Linked DNA regions of Mus musculus: region 2 is linked to region 1. A link is a contact called in ENCODE Hi-C or POLR2A ChIA-PET data. All regions are on one chromosome and are shown on one strand. The core of a region is the stretch at or near the end of the contact, and the rest is flanking DNA. Distances in the headings are between cores, read along the strand shown. Region 1 has its middle 40 kb from the start of 1810021M19Rik. Region 2 holds the start of Platr29 (a long non-coding RNA gene).

Region 1 (6,859 bases), core at 2,175-4,674:
CCCGGGTTTCGGCACCAATTGTTATTTGACGCGTTCTCACGACCGGCCAGGAAGAACACCACAGACCAGAATCTTCTGCGGCAAAGCTTTATTCTTACATCTTCAGGAAAAGAGAGCAAGAAGCAAGAGAGCAAGAAGCAAGAGAGAAAAGCAAGAGAGAGAGAAAAGCAAGAGAGAGAAAAAGCAAGAGAGAGAAAAAAACGAAAACCCCGTCCCTCTTAAGGAGCATTCTCCTTCGCCTCGGACGTGTCACTCCTTGATTGGCTGCAGCCCATCGGCCGAGTTGACGTCACGGGGAAGGCAGAGCACAAGTAGTCATAAGATACCCTTGGCACATGCGCAGATTATTTGTTTACCACTTAGAACACAGGATGTCAGCGCCATCTTGTAACGGCGAATGTGGGGGCGGCTCCCAACAGAATCCTAAACAACTGCCACTGTTCCCAAACACAGTTTCAAGAAGAAACTGTCGGGTCAAGATGGAGACCTGGTTGCTGAATCTGCTAGTGTACGGTCGCCCAGCAGAAGGACCCGTGAAGTTCAAGTTCTCATCGAGGATGTTTGCATCCAAGCCACTGCGGGACCAGAGAAGTTTGCTTCTCGTTTTATGTCATAAAGACCACGACCTAAAGCAACTTTGGGGGAGTGGGGTGTGTTTGAGCTCACATCCATCATCAGAAGGGCAGGAGGAATTCTAGGTGGGAACCTGGAGGCAGGAACTCCTCATAGCTCACAGCTTCCTCATGCAGCCCACGGTGGCACCACCCACAGTCAACTCAGCTCTCCCGCGTCCGTCCATCATTAATCAAGAAAATGCCCCCCACAAACTTGCCTACAGGCCGATCTGAAGGAGGCAATTCCTCATTTGAGGTTCCTCTTCCCGGATGACTCCAGTTTGTGCCAACTAGACAGGAGCCCATGGGGCACAATTTGCTTTGGTGGTTTGAATGAGACCGCTCCCCGGAGGGTCATATTGGGATCCAGAGCTGGTGAGAGTGTTGAGAAAGAGTGCGGCTGAGAGTGCCGTTCACTGTTTACTTTCTCTCTGTGTGTCTGCGCTTGAGGATCTAGTGTGAGTTCTCCGCCACATCCCCAGCGCCACGCCTTCCTGACTGCTGCCCTGCGCCCCGCCACGATGGCCATGGACTCTAATCCTCTGGAACTGAAAGCCCCAAATTAAAGGCTTTCTTTCACAAGATACCTCGGTCATGGTGCTTTGTCATGGCAAATAGAAGAGAAACTAAAGCACCTCCCTCCCTATTTCCATTCATGAGAATGAACCCCAGAATCAGCTGTGCTCAGAAGGATGTCACAACCTGTATAGTCCTGGCCCCATCCGAGCTAACTTCCACCCACAGCCACCATGACCGTTCACTCCCACAAGGGACTTGAAAGAGAGATTCTCTGTGAGAAGGCAGCCACTGGACCTGCCTGGGGTTGTAGTTCAGTTGGTAGAGAGCTAGCCTAACACAGAGCCCGCTGCCCCTGCCCCCACACCCCATCAACTTTGGTGTCACGGTGTACACTGATAACCCCAGTATTCAGGATGGTAAAGGCTCCAGTTCGAGCTTCTTCTTGGCTTCACAGCAAGTTTGAGGCCAGCCTGGACTACATGAGGTCCTGACACAAACAACACAGTTTCCAGCCCCCCCACCACCACCACCACCGACGAGCTGCCTTGTGGGAACTTTAAGCTCTGGGCTGTCTACATCAGCGCAGGTGTCTTCCAAGCTCCATCCAGAGAAAGTCAGGGGACACTGTTTTCTCAGCTGTCTACCCTAGGCTAGACCCCAGGGCCTTGCCGCTGATACATAGCATGGATCTGACTCCTCATGTCTGTGGTACAGCTGGCAAAAGGAACCAGAAAGACTCACCTCCCCGATCACAGGCTCTCTCAGAGAAACTTGGACACCCGTGGGAGGTCCCACTGAGTGGAACCACTCGCCAGTTGCTCCTTAGAGCCTTTGAACTGAGGAAAAAGTCTAAGGGACTAGGAGGTATTAGCTAGGGTGAGGTGGAGAGATGCATTCAGAAAAGCTGTCTCTTTTGTGCCCGGTGGCAGGACCCAAGGAGAGGATTGCTGTTGAAGGGCAACATGGCCAGGAGCACAGGCCATGGGGAAGCGCCAGCCCCTGTGAAGGCACTGTAAGTTGTCATCTGGGACAAAGAGACAGACTGTCTTAGAGTGTTATTGCTGTGAAGAAAGAGACAACATAGCTACCGCAATAAAGGAAAGCATCTAATTGGGGCTGGCAGACAAGTTCACAGGTTTAGCCTATTATGGACATGGTGGGAAGCATGGTAATGGGCAGACAGACATGGTGCTGGAGGAGCCCAGATTTCTACATCACGGTCTGCAGGCAGCAGAAGTGAACACCACGCTAGGTCTAGCTTGAGCACCAGAGACCTCAAAGCCCTCAGCCTAGTGACACACTTCCTCCAAGAAGGCCACGCCTCCTAAAAGTGCCACTCCCTGTGGCCCCTGAAGGCCATTTTACTCAAGCTCCCACACAGACCAGGGCTCTTAGGCTGGAGCTGGAGCTCAGGTGGTAGAGTCTTGCCTGGCATTCACGGAGCCTTGGGTTCAATCCCCAGGACTGCGTAAACTGGATCACAGACTTGAAATCCCAGCATTCAGAGGTGGAGGCAGGAGGATTAAGAATTCAAGGCTGGGGGGCTGGTGAGATGGCTCAATGGGTAAGAGCACCCGACTGCTCTTCCGAAGGTCCAGAGTTCAAATCCCAGCAACAACATGGTGGCTCACAACCATCCGTAATGAGATCTGATGCCCTCTTCTGGAGTGTCTGAAGACAGCTACAGTGTACTTACATATAACCAATAAATAAATCTAAAAAAAAAAAAAAAAAAAAAAAACTTAAAAAAATAAATAAATAAAATAAAGCTTTTAAAAAAAAAAAGAATTCAAGGCTGGAAATAGGGAGACTGCTGTGATCTAGCAGGGGCTGCAGAGAAGTGGGCATGCCCAGACCACCAAGGCACTGCTCATCTCTCCCATTCTGTGCCAGGGGTCTAATCAGGCTCGTGTCTGCCTCCCTCTAGAGAAGATCAAAGGTCCTATTTAAAAAAATTATTTATTTTTATTTTATATGCATTGATGGCTTGCCTGCATGTACGTCTATGTGAGGGTGTCAGGTCCCTTGGAACTGGAATTACAGACAGTTCTGAGCCACCGTGTAGGTGCTGGGAATTCAACTCGGGTCCTCTGGAAGAGCAGCCAGGGTTCTATTAACTGTTGAGCCATCTCTTCCCAGCCTCCAGAGGTCCTATCTAAACCTTCTGAGGCAGTCCCCTCTCTAGGTGGCCAGAGAGTTCAAGACCTTAATGTGGTTTCCCAGGGATGGTGACACAGCAGCCAAGGTGATTGGTACTGGGGCTGCCACAGTCGTTTGGCTGGATCTGGGGCTGGCATTGCCATTGGAATGTAGTTTGGTGGCTTGATTACTGGCCGTGCCAGGAGTCCCTTTCTCCAGCTATGCCAGCAGCTCCTCTCCAGTGCCATTCTGGGCTTTGCCTTGTCCGAGGCCATGAGGCTCTTGTCTTTGATAATTGCTTTTGTCATCCCCTTTGATGTGAGACTCTGCAGGGTCACCAAGCCATCCCTGCTGCCTCAATTCCTGGGCCTGGTGTGTAATATAAACTTTAAAATACATGTTTCCCTAACCCCTCAACAGAGGGAGGGGGAGAGGAAGAGGGAGAGGGGGAGGGGGAGGGGGAGAGGAAGGGGAGGGGGAGAGGAAGGAGGAAGGGAGAGGGGGAGGGGAGAGAGGAAGAAGGGGAGGGGGGAGAGGAAGAAGGGGAGGGGAAAGGGGGAGGGGGAGGGAGGGGAGAGGGGGAGGGGAGAGGAAGGGGGAGAGGGAGAGGGAGAGAGACTCAAGGTGGAGCTGGAGCGATGACTCAGAGGTTAAGAGCAGGAGCTGCTCCTGGTCTGTCTCGTGCCCACATGACACACATGACAGCTCACAACCATCTGGAGCTCCAGTTGTAGGGGTTCTAATGCTCTCTTCTGGTCTCCCTGGGCACTGGAAACACTTAAGATGTAATGATCTAGAGACAGAGACTAAATACCCATACACATAATTTTTTAAAAAGAAATATTTATTTATTTTATGTATGTGAGTACACTGTCACTGTCTTCAGACACACCAGAGGAGGGCACTGGATCCCATTACAGACAGTTGTGAGCCACCATGTGGTCTCTGGGAACTGAAGTCAGGACCTCTGGATGAGCAGTCAGTGAGTGCTCCTAACCACTGAGCCATCTCTCCAGCCCCCTTTAAAATGTTTTTAATTAGTTACTTTTAAATTTTTTTCTGTTGTTTCCCCAACCCCCAGACAGTTGGTGTCTCTCTACAAACCCCTGGCTGTCCTGGAACTAGCTCTGTAGAGGAGGCTGGCCTTGAACTCAGAGATCCTCCTTTTTCTGTCTCCCCAGTGCTGAGGTTAAAGATGTGTGCCGCCACACCTGGCTAAAAAATATTTCAAGACAAGCAGGACAGTTGTGACACACACCTTCATCCCAGCACTCGGAAGGCATAGGCAGGAGGATCTCCATGAGTTACAGACCAGCCTGATCTACAGAGCTAGTTCCAGAGGGTCATATATTGCATCCAGAGCAGTGCTTTGGGCTCCTGGGCTACACACAAACACACAGAAATCCTGCCTCAAAAAAGAATTAAAAAAAAAAAAAATTAAGATCAACTTTCACTACTTCTTGTGTTCTAGACCAGCAATGTAGTATCTTAGAACTTAAAGGGGGAAAAAGAAGCAGCCTGGGGTTGGGTGTGGTGTCTTACATAAGTCCAGTACTGCAGAGGCAGAGGCAGGCAGAGCTCTGTGAGTCCCACGCCAGCAAGCTCCACGACAACTAACACCACGCAGAGAAACCCAGTCTCAAAACACAGAAACACAACAACCAAACAGAAGAATCATCATCGAGTGAGACGTCGGCCAGTAAAGGGGATTGATTGCTTTCTTGCTTTGCAAGCTTGGCAGCTTGAGGTTACACCAGAACCCACAAAAAGGTAGATGAAGAGAACGGGTGCCACAATTGTCTTCTGACTTCCCCTCACGAACACAGACACACAATAAATTTTTTTTCCTACAACAGAGTTCTCTGTGTATCCTTGGCTGCCCTGAGACTCACTATGTAGACCAGGCTGGCTTCGCCCAGAGATCCATCTGCTTCTGCCTCCCAAGTGCTGGGTTAAAAGCATGTGCCACCACCACCCAACTAATTTTGTTATGCCTTAAAATATTTCTCTCTGGTGCCGGGTGTGGTGGCGCACGCCTTTAATCCCAGCACTCGGGAGGCAGAGGCAGGTGGATTTCTGAGTTCGAGGCCAGTCTGGTCTACAAAGTGAGTTCCAGGACAGCCAGGACTATACAGAGAAACCCTGTCTCAAAAAAACAAAACAAAAACAAAAATAATAATATTTCTCTCTGTCTCTGTGTGTGTGTTTACTTTGAAACAGGGTTTCTCTGTGTAGCCCTGGCTGGCCTTGAACTCACAGAGATCTACCTGCCCCTGCCTTCTAAATGTTGGGATAAGCCAAAGTGGGCTTTTGACTGCTGGACTTCAATACTTTGATAGCTAGACCTTGGCAGTCAGCTTCAGGAAGAGGAAGTGACCAAATAATAGGCCTTGGTGGCTAGCTATAGGAATGTAATCTCATGCTTTTTAGCAAGGCAGAGGGGATGAGAGGGAAGGTGAGGCCTGCCATGTTTGCCAGGCTGGGCTGGGCTGGCGAGAGTTCCTTCAGAAGGCACGTCCCTTGGAACTAGAGTTACCGACCATTGAGAGCTGCTACTTGAGTGCTGGAAACTGATTCCCAATCCTCTGCAAGAGCAAGAAGGACTCTTAACCCTTGAGTCATCTCTGTCCGTCGGATAAATAAACATCCCGAAAACCAACAGCGGGCCGTGAAGAGGGCTCCGTGGGTAAAGGAGCTTGCCACCAAAGCCTGGCAACACAAGTTCGATATCTGGGCTCCACTTGCTGGTAGAAGAGAAACGACTCCAGGAAGTTGTCCTGTGCCCTCTATGTGCCCATATACATTCCAGGGCATGCACATGTATGAACTCATAAAAAGAAACAAATACATACAAACATAACAAAAAACTGTAAAGCAAAATGGAAAAGAATTAACAGAGAAAGCTGACTTCCCCATCGGCTGTCTGTATTCTCTTTTTGTTGTTCCACTTTAAACCACTTCTCTTGATTTCTCCTGGGTGCTTCCTCTTTTTCTAGAAGCAAACACAAGCCCTTGGGCCCTTCATACAAAAGGTGACATTCAGTAGCCACGCCCACCCCCACCTGCCTTGTTTTCATTGGACAGCATATCCTGCTGCTTGGTCCACGGACCTAAACAGCCCTTCCTCCTCTCTCAGGCTTTGCAGAATAGTTCCTGTGTTTAATGCACCCCTCCCCCACCCTGCGCCTGGAAGTTTAGGTTGTTTCCCCCTCATAATCGCTAATGGCATCTCCATGGAAACTGTTGCACCCATTTCCCTACTACCATCGAGCTGCTAGGTCAAAGTCAAATGCTTATCACTGTGTCTCCTTGTCAATACAGAGACAAAACCCAGGTCCACAGGCTCTAGAGGCAAGCAGTGTCCATCACTAAGCCACACCCCTAGCACTGCTACTGCGCAAACTTTGTTTTGTGTGTGCGGGCAGGCGGGCGTGCGTGCGTGCGTGTGTATGTTTTGTTGTGGTGTTTGTTTGGTTGGTTGGTTTTGGAAACAGGGTTTCCCTGTGTAACAGCCCTAGCTGTCCTGGAACTTGCTTTGTAAGTGCAGGCTGGACTCAAACTCACAGAGATCTGCCTGCCTCTGCTGG
Region 2 (6,859 bases), core at 1,954-4,453, 56 kb before region 1:
AGGAGCATAAACACACACATGTACAGTCATCACATACATGTACAGTCATCCAAAATAAAAACTTCAAGTCAGCATGGTGGCACGGGCCTTTGGTCTCAGATACACTGAGGGTTGAGCCCAGCCTGGGTTACACATTATCTAATTCCAAACCAGCTGTGTCTTCCTGTGAGACCTTGTCTCAAACATACACACACCACCACCACCACCACCACCACCACCACCACCACCACCACCACCAAAATACATAGAGTTGTTGAGGGTGGAAAAATGACTACTTGCTGATCTTGTAGAGCACCAGGGTTTGAGACCCATCATCCACACAGCACCTCACAACTACCTGTCACTCCCAGGGGATCCCCATGGCCTCTGGGCCTCTTCAGGCATCAGGCACACATACACGATACACAGACCCCATGGTCAACATGACTGATAAAACAGTGATAAATCTGGCTTATGGCTTCAACAGTTTAGAGTCCATGACTGTGGGGCAAAGGAACAGCTGAGAGCTCACATCTTGATCCACAGTTAAGAGCCAGAGGGGGAGCTCTGGGAAGATCAAGAAACCCAAGGTAGGACACCAGTAACATAGACAAACTTCAACAAAGCCAGGGCTCCTAAGCCCTCCCAAACAGTTCTGCCAACTGGGACCAAGTCCTCGAAATCTATGAGGCTATGGGGGTCATTTCATTCAAGACACTATGGGCATAAACATTCAAAGACATAGAAATAAATAAATAAATACATAGAATTTGAATTTATCATTGGCGAAAAAAAAAGAGCTGAATGTGTGCCACTACCACACCATTCTAAGAACCCATATGGATTAGCAAATGATTATATAATGATCATATATATATATATATATATATATATATATATATATACATACACACACACACACACACACATATAAATTTGCTTTGTTTGATGAGATAGATTAGATAGATCCTCATGTGTCCCAGGACTGGCCTGATGACTCAGGCTGGCCTTGAACTGCTGATCGTCCTGCTTTCACCTACCAAGTGCTAAGATTATAGGTGCACTTCCACCCTACCCCCAAAACCCCCACCACATATGCAGATTTTTGTACCCCAAGGGTCACCCTCCACACCCACACGCTGCTCGCTGCTCGCTGCTCGGCTCCGCTCTTGCTATTTTTCAGTGAGGAGGAGTTTCTCTCAGGCTTTCAGAGGCTGAGCAGCTCTGGGAGAAGAGGCTGGCTTCTAGTCAGCAGATGCCCCACTTCACAAGGTTTTCTGACCCCAGCCCCAGAATCACTCCGTTGCATTTTAAAGAGGAACAAAACTGGTGTTGAGAAGGTGAGTTTTCAAAGTGGGGGCAGTGAAACTATTTCGGAGGATAAATCTTGTTCCCATTATTGGCTAATTACAGAGCAGAAACACGGGAGAAGGGGATGTGTTGAGGCAGGCAGACAATGTCAATGCCAGGGGTGAACTTAGAAGCCAAGTTAAGAATTCAGCTGGAAAAAAAAAAAAAAAACCCAAAACACTAAACCCCTCCGGCTGTTGTCAATCGAGTACTGTGGAACCTTTTCGTGTGTCCATGTCTGCACCCATCAGGCTCGGAGAGCCTGCCCCACCCACACTGCCTTCCACAGGAAGGGCAGAAGTCACTGTCTCCGGAATCATGTGACTGCCTACTTCTGCTCAGACTACAGATGATTGGGTCAGGCATGGGTGTCACCCCAGGGACAGCCAAGGCACCGGCTGGCCAGTGATTTATAAGAGAGCTGGGCCCAAAAATATCTGACCAAACAGGAACCAGGTTGACCTGTCTGATTTCCAATTTGAGATGAGTCAGCTGGTTCATTAAAGGACTCGAAGCTGAGGAGTTGCAGGCCTGAGGAGACAGGAGAGGCTGGGGTTACATGTGAAGGAACACCCAGAGATGCCAGGTGGAACGAAGAGCCCCAAAAGAAGCGGTGTCCTGAAAGCCAAGGTGGCCATTTCCAGCAACACTCCAGAGTAGGCAGTACTGAACACTCCGCCCCCACGCAGACAAGTGGAAATTCTAAGTAAAGGACAACTGATCTTTCAAATGAATAACTGAGTTCACGAGAAAGTACGGGAAATCCCCAGAAGCCAAAAACAAAAAAACAAAAAATGGAACGGAGAACCAAGCCTGTTTGTGTGAAGTTAACAACCAGGCTCCAGAAAGGGAGGAGCCCGGCCTTTGGGGGGCGGGGCTTGGGTGGTTATGTAAATCTCAAGGCAGGATGGAAGGCCTAGGGCTCACACTGTAGGAAGTTACAACCCTGCTTGAGCAGGCTGAGAAAAGGTAGGGTGAGAGCTAGCTTTCAGTTGCTAGGGTGTTTGCCTAAAAGCCATCTATGAAGAGCTGAGGTGTTCTGTGCAGGTCACTGGTGGACATTCCCTGCCTAGCTTGCCCAAGGCCCTGGGTTCCACTGCCAGTTGGGAGGAAGTCCTTCAATTCAAGAATTTAGAGCAGTGCTCTCAGCCTTCCTAATGCTGTGACCTTTTAAGACAGTTCTGCATGCTATAGTGACCCCCAACCATTAAATTATTGTCACTGCTACTTTATAACTGCAGTTTTGCTACTTTTGTGTAAATATCTGTGTTTCCTACTAAAGGGTCATTCAGCTCCCAAAGAAAGGATCTCAACCCACAGTTTGAGCAGCTGGTACAGAGAGACAACCAAGACAGATCGGTCTCCCAAAATCTTATCAGAAGTCGAAGTAGACTTTCCAAAGTGAACATGTGAACAAGAGCCCGGAGAGTGGCTTTCTTTTTTTTTGTTTGTTTGTTTTGTTATTTTTGTTTGTTTGTTTGTTTGTTGTTGTTGTTGTTGTTGGTTTTTCGAGACAGGGTTTCTCTATATAGCCCTGGCTGTCCTGGAACTCACTTTGTAGACCAGGCTGGCCTCTAACTCAGAAATCCACCTGCGTCTGCCTCCTGAGTGCTGGGATAAAGGTGTGTGCCACCTCCACCCTGCTGGAGTGGCTTTCTAAAGGAACCTGGACTAAACCTTCAAAAGGTTCAGTTCAGTATGCCTCGTCTCAGAACCCCAGACAAAGCAGGGTGTGGTGACATTAATTAGCAATCCCAGCTCTCACCAGGCAGAGGCAGGAAGGCAGCCTAGAATTCAAGGCTAATGAGGTATTCTAGTGAGTACTTACATATGCTGGGCAGCCTAGCATATGTAAGATAAAAAAAAAAAAAATGGCAGTTGTGAACACCCTTTCCCCTGCTCTCGGGAGGCAGAGGTGGGCCAGTGAGACCTACAGAGTGAGAGACAACACTGTCTCAAAAAGAAAATGAAAGAGGAAAAAAAAAGTCTGAGGACATCCCTCAGTTGCTAGAGTCTAGTTTGCATGCAGCCCTGAATTCCAGCCATCCTTCAGCCCCACAAAAACAGGTCGTGGTGGCTCACACAGAGCATTTCAGCATTCCGGAGGTGGAGGAAGGAGGATTAGGAGTTCAAGGTCACCTTGGACAAAGCTAGCTGGAAGAGATCTGGGCAACATGAAACCCTACCTCTCCCATCCCTCTCCCCCACAAAAACTGAGACAGTGGTGCTCACTGCTTCGATCCCAGGGCTCCATAGAAAAATCCTATCTTGAAACACATTTTTAAAAAGAAAGAAAGGAAGGAAGGGAGGAAGGAAGGAAGGAAGGAAACACATTATAAAGAAATCCTAAGATAATGCTTCCTTTCCTTCTTTCCTATCTAGGTCACTGAGCCACCATCTCTTGTTAGCACAAATGCCTAGAATCAACAGACGACACAGGACATTGTAAGATGCTGTGGAAAGTATAGGCTGTTCAGAAAACCACCTAGCAGCTCCCAAAAGGTTCAACAACAACGACAGAAGGAAGAGCCACATAACCCAGGGACTTGGACCTCCAGGTATATACACAGGTCTACCAGATGTCCGCAGTGCTCACCCATGACTGGTTCACACAATGTATTTTTCAGTTATTAAAAAAGGATGAAGGGGGCTGGAGAGATGGCTCAGCAGTAAGAGCACTGACTGCTCTTCTAGAGGTTCTGAGTTCAAATCCCAGCGACCACATGGTGGCTCACAACCATCTGTAATGAAATCTGATGCCCTCTTCTGGGGTGTCTGAAGACAACTACAGTGTACTAAAATAAAATAAATAAATATTAAAAAAAAAAAAAAAAAAGAATGAAGGGGAGCTGGAGAGGTGGCTCATCGCCCTGGTTGTTCTTGCAATGTAACAGGTTAGGTTCCCAGCACCCCACACTAATCTATATATAACTCCACCTCCAGGGGTTCTGGCCTGTGAGAGAGCAGGCACACACACTCACATGTGCACACAAGTGTACATAAACAAACAATAAAATAAAGCTTTAAGCAACAAAGAGAACGAAGAAGACGGTGAGACACTTGTGAGGCTTCCTTCCAAGAGAGAGGGCCTGAGTCCCATCCCAGAGCCTACATAGTGGAGGGAGAGTACCCACCGACCTCTGACCTCTACACGCAGGAGACAGGTCCTGCAGGAGCCATACCACACAGGAAATGGTGGCTCCTCTTAGGAAAGGATGGGTTTCCTTGGGCTTTTTTTCCCCTGGGGGGGGGGGGTTGGTGGTGCAGGCTCCTGTTACCCAGGCTGCCTTCAAACATATTTACACAAAACAAAGGAAGGGAAAGGAAAGGAAAGAACTAATGTGCTATAGTGGCTTATGCCTGTAGTCCCTGAATTTGAGATGCTGAGAGAGGAGGATTGCTGTGAGTTGAGGCTAATCTGGGCTATAGGAGACCTTGTCTTTTTTTTTTTTTTTTTAAAGATTTATTTATTTATTATATGTTAGTACACTGTAGCTGTCTTCAGACACTCCAGAAGAGGGCATCAGATTTCATTAGGGATGGTTGTGAGCCACCATGTGGTTGCTGGGATTTGAACTCGGGACCTTCGGAAGAGCAGTCGGCACTCTTAACCACAGAGCCATCTCGCCAGCCCCGAGACCTTGTCTTTTTAAAAAAAAAAAGAAGAAGAAGAAGAAGAAGAATTAGTAATGAATTCCCTTGGGGGTCGAGTTTATTATTTCTTTGCTCCTTGTCCCTATTCATATTCAACAAATATTTTTCTGGCTTTTAGCACTCAGAACCCGGCCTAGACCCAAGGCTCTCTGGATAAGGTCCAGGTAAACTGCCCGGAGGACACTTCTGTTCTCCGGAAGCTTTCGATGGAGGCCTCAGGAAAAAGCAGACAAGAAAACGCTAGCGGCTGGCAACAAAGGCGAGATAATTACCACCTCTAAAGAATGGGCTACTGAGTCAGAGAGGACTTCTGGTTTCCCAAAATAGGCCAGAGTCTGTCTGTTCTCTTGGTTTGCCTCTGGTAGGTCAAGAGTCAGGAGTTTAAAAGGCTTCAGGTAAGAAATGTTCCTTCCATTTTCCCTGTCCATCCCCAGGCTCTGTTCCTGGAGACGAACGGTTCCATTTTGCAAGAATCCTTTCCAAGAGATTCTAATCAGATCTGAGTGAAGAGCCTGTCTCTGTATTCTCTTCACTGAAGACATACCTGCCCCATGCATAGCCTGTTCGTTGTCGACAGACATCATCTCCAAGGTAGATCTGAGAACATTTTAAATCCATCCGTGGATGGACAGAGTTTAGGGTAGGGGTGAGGAACAGGTTGGGAAAGGCTGCCATAAGGGGCAGAGCTTGGGAGAGAAGGAAGCAGGGGCCAGGCGTGCAGGATCTTGCAGGCCCCTTGTAAAAGGTACTTGCAATTTACTCTAAGCAAAGGCCACTGGGTGTGTTTCTAGGGGACCATCATGATTTGACTTGCAGTTTTCAAAGATCAGTTTCAAAAATCTTCAGTGGGGGTCAGCAGGAGACACCAGGCAGGAAGCAAGTGAGACACTGACGCAGAAAGAGGGGACAGGGGATGGTTCAGTCAGTCACAGCTCTGTCACAAAAGCATGAAGACCTGAGTTCAGACCTCCATGTAAACAAAGTCAAGAGTTGAAGCACACACTGTGACTCCAGAACTGGGGACATAGAGACCAAGGATGACGTGAAAGAAAAACAAAGGATAGTATGGGAGAGTGGTGTTTTGTGGCTAGAATCCCAACACTTGGGAAACTGAGGCAGGAAGATTGCCAGGAGTTTAAAAAAAGTTCAAAAACAGTAAGTTTGAGGCTAACCTGAGCCACAGAGTGAAACCTTTCTGTCTCTCTGTCTCTGTCTCTGTCTCTGTCTCTCTCTCTCTCTCTCTCACACACACACACATACACACACATACACACGCGAGATGGAGAAAGATGGGGAGGGAAGGAAAAAGAGAAGGATGGATCTAGGAAATAGAAAATAGAATTTGACAAAATATATGTCCTGAGTAAGGAAAGCAAAAATTTGAGCCTTTGGACCCTGAAAAATGGAGAAGTTGGGTTTTTTTTGTGGGTCACAGCATTCATAACTTACTTTAGAATAGTTCAGGGGGCTGAAGAGATCATTCAAAGGATAAGAACACTGGCTGCTCCTGCAAATGATTCAGTTCCCAGCACCTTGATGACTCACAACTGTGTGCCCTCTTCTGGCTTCTGTGGGCACTGCAGACACATCGTGCATATAGAGACAGGCAAAATGCTGGGCTACATGAAATAATTAAAACAAACAATGGACATGGTGGTGCATGCCTTTGATCCCTGTACTCAGGATGTGAGTGTACCTCTGAGTTTGAAGCAGCCTAATCTACAAGGTGAGTTCCAAGACAGCCAAGGCAATACAGAGAGATGGTTTTGAAAAACAGTGAACTGAGCTGGGCCTGGTACTCAGGAGGTGGGTCTCTATGCCTCTGAGGCCGGCCTGGGCTACAAAGTGAGTTCTAGGACAGTCAGGGCTATTACAC

Evidence for each region. Hi-C counts contacts between places; a loop is a spot of excess contacts on that map. ChIA-PET counts read pairs that join two places held with the same protein, here RNA polymerase II (POLR2A).
Region 2: a loop to region 1 is called in a map of left cerebral cortex, with 3 times the contacts of the local background. The contact joins the promoter of Platr29 here to the enhancer-like site in region 1. A Hi-C loop is called at or near these places in 7 of 37 maps with a recorded cell type or tissue (Patski, gastrocnemius, heart and 1 more). POLR2A ChIA-PET finds 5 or more read pairs at or near these places in 4 of 5 experiments (Patski and embryonic stem cell).

The regions. Positions count from the first base shown.
Region 1 is chr2:165,922,001-165,928,859 of GRCm38, reverse strand. No RefSeq gene overlaps it. Among named protein-coding and RNA genes, the nearest start is that of 1810021M19Rik, 40 kb to the right of the region's middle. Within about 2 kb of position 3,424, at least 1 of the 3 ENCODE cell types and tissues checked has a DNase peak (open chromatin) inside an H3K27ac peak, as active enhancers do; it is heart, where a contact is called at or near this core.
Region 2 is chr2:165,978,000-165,984,858 of GRCm38, reverse strand. Platr29 (a long non-coding RNA gene) reads left to right here and starts at 3,203. Exons shown (of 3, transcript XR_001783549.1): 1 at 3,203-3,887; 2 at 5,102-5,378.